Regions from separate parts of the Homo sapiens genome. Here all the other regions are linked to region 1. A link is a contact called in ENCODE Hi-C or POLR2A ChIA-PET data. All regions are on one chromosome and are shown on one strand. Each heading gives the region's core, a stretch centred on a gene start or an enhancer-like site at or near the end of the contact. The rest is flanking DNA. Distances are from core to core; before and after follow the strand shown.

Region 1 (3,212 bases), core at 283-2,782:
GCCACCAGCGCATTCCTGGGTGTAGGCGTCACGGGCGCCGCGGCTGCCTGCGCTCAGTTTCTTTCCCTCAACAGCGGCAATTGCACGTAACCGCGTCGCCTCTGGGATTTTCTCCCGCCTCCCATCACCCCCGCGGCGCTCCCCGCCTCCCCGCCAACCAGCAGGTTAGATCTAGGAGGGGCGCCCGCCTTGAGCCGGGTGGTTCCGCCGAGGCGCACGCAGCGCCCATGCAACACCCCACAGTATCGGGCCACCTCGGCCGACCCAAGGCGACTTGACCACGACTCCGCGGGCGGACTGCGCCTGGCCACTAGTGGCTCCAACCGCGGGGTCACCCTGCGGGCACACAGCGCTCTCCTCTCCCCACTGCTATCTCCTCGTCCACGCTGTCGTCTGCCGCCCCCACCCAGAAGGGATACAATTTTCGCCCAACAGGGACCGTGGGAATCCCTTGGGAGGGGCGCAGACGGCTTGTAGCGCGCGGTTTCCCGAGACCCGCCGCGCATCCCCCAGCGACTGGAAACCCGCCCCAAGCGCCACGCGGTCCTCCCACTCTTACCCGAAGTGTCCCACAGGCTCAACTCTATTCTTTGTGTGTCGATTTCAAAACTGGCCGTGTAATTCTCAAACACTGTAGGAACGTAATTCTGGATAGACAAAATGGGCAAAAGAGGAAGGAAAGAGGGCAAAGAGGTTACGTTTAAACGCACGACACCCATTGAACACCCTTCCCCTCCCCGCTCCCCAGTTAAGAAAGAAAACCTTCACACATCAGACCACACACTAAGCACATGGACCCTTTCCGAAACCCCTGTCCTACTCCCCACTCACCCCACCCGGCTCTCACAGATCTGCTGACCCGAATCTCCCAACCCCAGGTTATGCACACAGGAACGAACAAGTTTCAGGAGCTAACCAGCCCATGTGCAGGCGCGTCCCAACCCTAAAAGCTTCCAGCGCACTTTCCCTTTCCCCGCAGTCTAATCAGGGGAAAGTAGTAAGGACCGAGAAAGACTTTTTTTTTTCTTTTTTTTTTTTTTTAAGGGAAAACGGATGAAAGCGGGGAGGCCCACCTCGGGACTGGGATCCCACTGGCCGACCCCCTCGTGGAAGCCGCGGCCGGCCACACTCACCTCGGGGAAGCAGTCCTTGGCGAAGACATGGAGCAGCGCAGTTTTTCCACACTGACTGTCTCCCACCACAACTATCTTGCATTTCACGTTCTGATTAGGATCCATGATAGATTTGCTGGATAATTTCTGGCTGGCTCTTCTCTCCTTCATTGATGTTGCCTTATTTTCTCTTGGAACAGGAATTTTCTCTTAAGAAGAAAAAAAAAAATATATATATATATATATATTTCTCTCTTTATAAAAAGCAGATATAAAAATAAATCACAAGGCTGATGGGCAACCTCTGAAACGCGGCGCAGACGAGGAGGAGAGCGAGAGGAGCAGGCTGGTTACTCCCCTCCAACAAGTTTTAAGCCTGACTCCTCACCGCGCCTCCCAAGTCCAATTCCGAGCCGACTGCTTTGTTTCACGCTCTCTGCGCGGCTTTATACGCCCGGCCTTCCAATCCTCTTCTTTCTCAATGAGAGGAGGAAACTGATCTGCCTCCTCCCCTTTTATGGAGCCTGGGAGCGAGCGCTGTTGGCGTTGCATGCCGAAAATGTAAGCAGTGCGCCCTCTAGGGTGCCCATTCGGGATCTATTTTAGACCAAGGCTCTTAGACAACATGAAGATCCCAAAGATGCTTTGCTGACAAGTCCACAGGGCAAGGTGGGAAACTGGTATCTGTGCATACTGATTTGAACTACAATCCCTTTAAATATAGTTTAATAGGGGCTTATCTGTAGAAGCCTCATGAGCATTTATGAAAACAAAAACATTTCCCACCCAAGTTAAAGGACAGTGATAAAACATAGGAAGCAAATCTTGGGTGGAGAATAGTTGAGTGGTTCTATTTTTTTTTTTAATGGTTTGTATCAGGTACATAGGCCATGGACCAATAGATCAGCCTCTTTATTCCAGATGCAAGAACAGGCTTGCCTGGGTCACGGTAGTAGACTGGCTTCTGAAACCTGTCAGTTTCAGTCGTACAAGTGGAGGCAGAAAGGTTTCGAGGGGTGGGTACAGGAGGTGGGAGGGGAGAAGAAAGAGAAGTGGAAGATGCCCATGACTGAGTGACAAAGGCCATTGGAAACTCAACCCTACTGCGCTAGGGACCCAAACACTTGTCAGCTTAGTTGCACCTCCCCACATTTGCAGTGAGGGGACTGGTGGGGGGGCAGATTTTGATACTATTAATTCTTTATCTATAGCCTCCATCTTCCCGGAATCAAAGCACCCTAGACTGGACTCAGAAGGCACAAACATCTTTAGCTGAAAAATGCAGATACAACCCTCCACCCTCTCTTCTGTCCTCCTCCACATCCATCTCCCTAGCCCTCCAACTCTTCCCCGCAAGCAAAAATCTTAGAAAGGACCAGAATAGCCCGCACATTTGTTCTTTTTCTATGAGAAGTCTTTCTTTTTCTCATCTTCAGCTCCTGCACCCTAAATGCTCAGGAGGTTTCAATTGTTACAATGTAGTAGCACACTGGCCAAAACCAGCTTATATGGTCCCCTGTGGAGACTCCTAGGCTTGTAAATGAGAAGATAAGGTGAAAACAAACAAATCAGAAAGTTTAACATGGGAAGTGAAAAGGCACAATGAAGAGTTGTCAAAAGCACTGATGTAAGTAGTGGACTGGTAGGGCCCCTGAAGCCTAGGGGATCCAGGAATGATGTCCTATTTGGGGCTGAGAAAATTGGAGCCCCCTCAAAGATCATTGACTCAGACTCCATCGGTGGGTCTGTGTTTACACAAGGGGAGGGTTGACCCACAGAGAAGCGGGTTGCTGGCCCTGCTAGGGTTCCTAGAGCAGCCTTTGCCAATGTTTGTTCTTCTGAGCTTTAGTTCCCTCCTGACACAAAGGGTGCCATGGCCCAATTAGTGAGGGCGACACTGTACCCACATCACTCACTGAAGATTCGCCAAGCACACTAATGTTACAAACATTTAAAAATCCCAGAGAAAAGCAGACTATTTAACATAGTTTAACCTAGCATTTCCCAAAACTACTTAACACAGGAAACATTAATCAAATTATTCACGTTTGTTTACTTGTTTAAAGAGCAATGGGCATAGTAGTTGGGGCAGGAGATCAC
Region 2 (3,212 bases), core at 292-2,791, 840 kb before region 1:
TTTTCCTCCTAATCTCACCCAGAAGAGAAACACCAACCACCCAGTGCATGCTAAGCTCACACTGGCCTCACAAAGTAGACATGATGGGGCAATACTTTCCAAATCAAATTGAAGTATTTGACATTAGCCCCACATCATTCACACACACTTATACTAATAAGGATTTTTAGCCACAGAAAATGAATTTTTAGTCTAACTAGTTTAAGCACAAAGGATTTATTGAGTGTGAAGACAGCTTAAAGAATTTTGGGGAAGAGTGAAACAACTTCCAGGTATGATTTCAAAAGTCCCTAGACTGCCCAGGGAGCTGATTCCCCTGCTTGATTAGGAAGTTGCAGCTGCCAACTCCAGAACCTTATTACCTCTTATAATTTACCATGAAGAAGTTACCAAATCAGAGAGCTACTTCTATAACTGTCAGCTCTAGAACATACTTTCCTTTCCATGGTTCTTGCTGGAAAAATGAATGCCTTGCACTCTGCCTCTCTCCCCAGGCAGGTCAGTGTGAACCAAAATTTTGTGTCAGCACATTTGATAGGCAGAGGCCAGATCTCATCCAGAACCTACCTGCAAGGGTTCTGGGAAATGTAGATTTTAGTTTTCCAACACCCAATGTTTTTAGACTGGAAGTTGAATGAATCACTTCATCATCCAGAAAGTCATGTTTCCTATCAGCCTTTTTCCTCACAAGGATACAGGAAGCTTAACATCACAAGCAGGGCAGGAGGAGCTGGTACTTGATGTGTTTAGCAAAGCAATAGTCATAAAGAATTAGAAGTTATTTAAAATTTTAGCATTAGTCAGGCACAGTCCCAGCTACTTGGGAAGCTGAGGCAGGAGGATTGCTTGAGCCCAGGAGTTCAGGGTTGTAGTACACTATGATCATACCTGTGAGTAGCCATTGCACTATAGTCTGGACAACATAGCAAGACCCAGTCTCCTAAAAGGGGGAAAAAAGGAGAAGAAACAGGGGAAGCAGCCAAAATGGCCGAATAGAAACAGCTCAAGTCTGTGGCTTCCACTGAAAAGAATGAAAATGGCAAGTGAACTCTGCATCTTCAACTGAGGTACCCATGTTCTCTCATTGGGCCTGACTAGGCGGTTGGCACTATCCATGGATCTCATTCATGAAATGAAAAATGATATAGAGGATAGCATCACTGATCCCACAGAAATACAAACAACCACCAGGGAATACTATAAATACCTCTATGCAAATGAACTAGAAAATCTAGAAGAAATGGATAAATTCCTGGATACATACACCTTCCCAAGATGGAACCAGGAAGAGGCTGAATCCCTGAATAGGTCAATAACAAGTTCTGAAATTGAGGCAGTAATAAATAGCCTACCAACAAAAAAAGCCCAGGACCAGACGGATTTACAGCTGAATTCTACCAGAGGTACAAGGAGGAGCTGATACCCTTTCTTCTGAAACTATTCCAAACAATTGAAAAGGAAGGACTCCTCACTAACTCATTTTAAGAGGCCAGCATCATCCTGATACCAAAACCTGGCAGAGATACAAGAACAACAACAAAAACTTCAGACCCATTGTAGAAGGCAGATATAATGGAAGGACAGGGAGAGAGGAGTGAGTCACAGAGAGGTAGAGGAAAGTAGATGTCAGGATCATTTTTTTCCTCCACTGTTAGAACCAAACAGGAGAAATCATGGGATTCAGCTTCCTAGCAGGTTCCTCTCTCACCCAATAAACTCAATGGGGCAGCATGGATAAGCTGAGGGACTGCTGGAGTACAGCTTTCCTAAGACATTGCATTTCTGTGTATTGTGTGGTTGTGCAAACCGGATTCCTGTGTGGCCCTGAGTGGAGAGGATATGAAAGGCAGATAAGTTGAATATCAGCAGACACACTAACCAGAGTCACAAGGAGTGAGTCACCCTTCAGCAGAGCTGAGAGCTGACAACCCAGGCCTTGGAACTGGATGGAAACTGTGGAGACATTTAGAGGGATGTGTAGTGTCATGGAAAGCTGAGATGAGGCTGAATCAGAGATGAGGCTGAACAGCTGGTTTCAAACCACTGGGCGGAGAAAAACCAGCTCTTCACCGGAGCCTCCCATTATCTGTGAATTCCAGCAAGATGAATAGCAACTGAGAAGACAAGCAACATTGCTGAAGAGACCAGGGGACATAGAGGACACTGTATGGATATGAGGACTTCTTTATCCCTAAAGCCCTAAAGCTTTAGATAGCAATCTTGGTGCGAAACTGGGGTAGGAGGCTAGGAATCTAATCAACGAAGTGCTTTCTACCTAAAGAGATTACACTTTATTTTTAAAAAGTGCTTAAAATATCATAAGGTTATTGGATTGAACTAAATGTTAACTTCTTCCTGTTACTAACAGGCTTTAAGAAGATGATCCAGGCAGTTGTAACCCAAATAATGATGTAGATTTTCTTTGTACATGTGGGTTTTAGAGTGAGTAACTTTGTGACACTGACAGATATCTCTTTTTCTGACAGAAACATCTTCCCTATCACTTCACTAGGAAGTAGAAGTATTGCTTCCCTGACTTAAAGCAGGGATGTTGCCAGAGTGGGAGATGGGTCTACATCCCCACACTTAGAATCTGTGCATTTATTGAGATAAGCTTTACTCTGCATTGCAAAGGGTTAAACCAAAGAAAACACCACCACCACCACCACCACCACCACCACCAACAACAACAACAATAAGCAAACCCTAGAATACCTTTTTTACTAGTAGAGCAGATGTCAGCAAACTACAGCCTGTGGGCCAAATCTGTCTTGTCACCTAAAGTTTTATTGGAACACAACCATTCTCATTCATTTACATATTATCTATATCTGCTTTGTCAAACTTAAGTAGTTGGAACAGAGATTGTATGTCCCACAAAGCCTAAAATGTTTACTATCTGGCCCTTTATGGAAAAGACAAAGCTTGCCAATGTCTTCCATAAAGTATAAAAAATAAGTACATGCTAGTGAAATGCATTTTATACTAAAGGAACACAGAATTGGAGGGGAATCATCATGGGATAGTGTTCACCAAAAATGATTTTCTAGAAGAGCAGGATGCATCTGGCTGGGCTTGTAAGAGAAGGCAGGATGGTGTTCATTTTTCCTTCAACAGGGGCTGGATGAAAAGTGTCCCAAAACCAAGCCCTAAGATGTCATCATGGCTTAGCTACTTTATAGTTGAGTGGCATGGGAATGAAGTGACTGGGT
Region 3 (3,212 bases), core at 189-2,688, 630 kb before region 1:
TAGTTTGAAGAGTATAATTTTTTTCCCCTAGCACTCAGTACTTATACTAATTTCTAGATCTCGAGACCTGATTGATTGTCTTGAGCACTTTCATATTCAGAGTGATCCTCAACAGTGAAGTTTTAATATTTCTTTCTTGATAATAGGAGATAAACTAAATATGTGTTTCAGTATACTCATGGAGATAAAGTCTTTTAACAAGCCCAAGTTCAGGAACTGTGGTTATCAACATTGTTTCTAGATGATGGCTTCTTTTGCTCCTTCTTGAATGGAGTTTTAATGTTGTTAGTGTTTAGAGAGAAAGGTCTAACGTTTAGGACTCTTGGCCCTGCCAAACTTCCTTCCCTTAAGAGCAATGCCAGGAATAAACTCTTAAGAACAGAGGGGCAAACTAACAGTAAAGGCACAAGGGGCAATGCTTAAGCTGAGTCTTAAGGGACTAATTTTCCTCATCTTTAGAATCCTGCATAGACAGAGGTTCCACAGCATTTAGGAGAATATTGAAAACTGGGAGCTTCTGCAAGATGAGTGAGGAATTTGTGGGGACTGGCACTGAAGGAGCCCAAGTAACATGCTAAGAAGCTAGACTTTATTCTGTGTCCACTAGGGAATAACTGAGGAATGTTAAGCAAGAGAGAGATGTATATATAGTATGCAACTTTTAAAAAGAAGTCAGGAGACTGTGAAGAGCTGGATTGTAGGGTGTAACATGATGCCAGAAGTGTAGCTAGGAGACTCTTGGAAAAGCTTGGATAAGAGGACAGATCTGAGCTAAACATCTGACTGAGAAGATTAATAGAAATGCATGAATCAGCAAGAGATTCAGGTACTAAACTTATAGGTCTAGGTTTCTGCAAAAAAAAAAAAAAAAAAAAAAAAATGTAGTGAAACTATATAGAACCACTTAAGGAAGCACTGTATTACCAAAAATAGAAAAGAAGAAGATGACTAGCAGATTTCTGGCTATGGAAACAGGGCAATTGTTGGCATTTTAAACTGAGGTAAGGATTACTGAAAAAAGAGGGACTATTGGTAAGAAATGAGTAAAAATGATAAGTGAAATCTGAATGTATTAATTTCATTTGTTCATATGACACTGGACACAGATGTCCAGAAACTTATTCGTAAGTGTCATCAAGTCCAATGCTCTTCTTTAAATGCATGATAATACTAAGATTAAGAGGAAGGAAGTAAATTTAGAAAGATCACCCAAAGTCTTACAGAGCTGGAATTGAAACAGGAAGCTTCCGAGAGTCAATCCAGAATCTTTTTCTCTGAGTCAAAGCTTACCATGTCTTGCTGTTGTTTATTTAGTTAGTTAAAAGAAAAGTTGGTTGACCTAATAACAGGATTTTAATTCCAGGAAGGATTTTGCTTGAGTGTTGCCTTTTTGCCTAAGTTATTGCTATGTATGCTAGCTGTGTTTCAGCATTAATTGCATTTAGAAATGGTATAAATCCTGCTTTTGGAGCAAAATTCTATAAGAAGATGACACATCTCTGTGATGTCACAGTATCCTGAGAGGGTTTCTAAAGGCTATTGCTGAAAGAGTCATAATGTTCAGTTTGGGTGTCCCCATTTCCTCTTTTGTTTTATTCTGTTCAGCTGTTTTGGAATCAAGCAGAGGAAGTAACCCAAAGTGCATCTGGTTTAGAAGGATTCTCGAACTTCCCTCTCCAACATCTGCCTTGCTATGGGATCATTAAACAGAAGGCGACCTCACAAATAGCCGTTTGTCAAACAAGCAGCCTGTTTTTCTCGTGAGAAATGCCCTTTTGCCTAATATGGGTGTTGAAACTGTCGCTCATCAAAAGTAAAGTGTTTGCCCCTCATGGGTGAGCACTAGTAATGGGAATGTGACTAGTTCTGCAAAGTGAAGGCAGATGTTTGCAGAGAGGAGTCAACATTGAGAAAGTTTTTTAGAATCACATAAAAATATTATTAATAAAATATAACCTTTCTTAAGAAATAAAAAGCCCACAGCGGATCTTTCAGGCTTCAGTGAGGGCTGTTTATTTCAAAGGGTATTTTTCACAGTTGTTTCCATCCCAGTGATTCTAAAATGATACTTATTTAAAGTTATGGTGACTCAACGACATTTCTTTGGTTGTTTTGTTGTTTGAAGATTATTAGAAAATGGCAACATCTTAGCGTATTAGGTTCAATTTTAGTCAGTGGTATATTTTCATAATCCCATTTTTATAAGTATCAAAACATGTTGTAGATATTTAGATTGATATCAGACAGTGGCTTTGTTCAAGTTGGATGAGCCAAACAGGACTTGCACATTTTAAGGTGTCGGTTTTGATTTTTACCTTGTAAGTCTCTTTGTCTTTGGCTTCTGCCCATGAATTTCTGCTTAGCCAGAAAACATTGTGTGTTTGGTATTTTGTTGTTGTTTGGTTTTACTTTGTGTTATTGGCTATAGTTAAGGCAAACCTAGATGTTCATATTTATTCAATGTATAACCTTGTTTTGGGGTAAATTCTTTGGCTGAATCACTCCACACCAAATGCACAAACCTGTATATATCCACCCTGAAGCATGTCTCTACTTTAGGGTGATACAATCTTGACCTGTAACAAGTCTTTCTTTCCACTCGTGACATCAAGGTTATGAGTCCTACAATCACTTTAGTTGATGGAGTTCTCCACAATGTGTTGCAGGGCCTGGTGGTTAGGACTATGTTCCTATATTAGCCTCTCTGCGTGGCATGCTTACTAAAATGTGCACCAGTGGCTCTGACCTCTTTGATCACATGACGAAAGGGAAGGGGAGAGAGAGGGAAGGCTCTGTGATTATCTGATTCCCATGGAAGTTTTCCTTGTTTTGTTGCTGGAGCACTACAAGGCAAATGCTACTCACTTCTTTCAAGAAATCCCAGCTGCAGAGGAGTTGCTGACCACAACAGGGGCTGTTGCCAAAACACTCTACTGGAGTGCTGCTGTGGCCTAGAAATAGCTGCAAATAATGAGAAGTTCTCAGAAAAAAAAAGAAAAAAGAAAAACAAAAGCTCATGGAAAGATTTTAAGATAAAAGGAGTCTTATCTGTGGTTATGTATATACAAACACAGTTTGTGGGTTTGGAGACCAAGGCCATACTTTGGTTCATACTGTTCAGGCTCCTTTGTTCTAGCTGGATTAGGAAAACTTTTTCTCTTGGCTTAGATGACATCAGGTCTTAATTGGTGGCTCTGTAGTATTTTATTTTT

What was found. A loop is a pair of places that touch in the nucleus more often than their neighbours do. ChIA-PET counts read pairs that join two places held with the same protein, here RNA polymerase II (POLR2A). Pooled maps may share reads with other maps.
Region 2: a loop to region 1 is called in a map of endothelial cell of umbilical vein, with 5 times the contacts of the local background. The contact joins the enhancer-like site here to the promoter of RND3 in region 1. A Hi-C loop is called at or near these places in 1 of 168 maps with a recorded cell type or tissue (endothelial cell of umbilical vein) and 2 of 50 pooled maps. POLR2A ChIA-PET finds 5 or more read pairs at or near these places in 3 of 52 experiments (A549, BJ and H1).
Region 3: a map of endothelial cell of umbilical vein shows a loop between it and region 1 (3-fold over the local background). The contact joins the promoter of LINC01931 here to the promoter of RND3 in region 1. A Hi-C loop is called at or near these places in 1 of 168 maps with a recorded cell type or tissue (endothelial cell of umbilical vein). POLR2A ChIA-PET finds 5 or more read pairs at or near these places in 1 of 52 experiments (PC-9).

What each region holds. Positions count from the first base shown.
Region 1 is chr2:150,486,135-150,489,346 of GRCh38, forward strand. It overlaps RND3 (Rho family GTPase 3), which reads right to left and starts at 1,533. Exons shown (of 6, transcript NM_005168.5): 1 at 1,415-1,533; 2 at 1,134-1,321; 3 at 560-647. The coding sequence starts at 1,283.
Region 2 is chr2:149,646,895-149,650,106 of GRCh38, forward strand. All of the region lies in intron 1 of MMADHC-DT (MMADHC divergent transcript), which reads left to right. Among named protein-coding and RNA genes, the nearest start is that of MMADHC, 61 kb to the left of the region's middle. Within about 2 kb of position 1,542, at least 4 of the 41 ENCODE cell types and tissues checked have a DNase peak (open chromatin) inside an H3K27ac peak, as active enhancers do; they include endothelial cell of umbilical vein, where a contact is called at or near this core.
Region 3 is chr2:149,857,753-149,860,964 of GRCh38, forward strand. LINC01931 (long intergenic non-protein coding RNA 1931) reads right to left here and starts at 1,439. Exons shown (of 5, transcript NR_145421.1): 1 at 1,291-1,439; 2 at 1-851.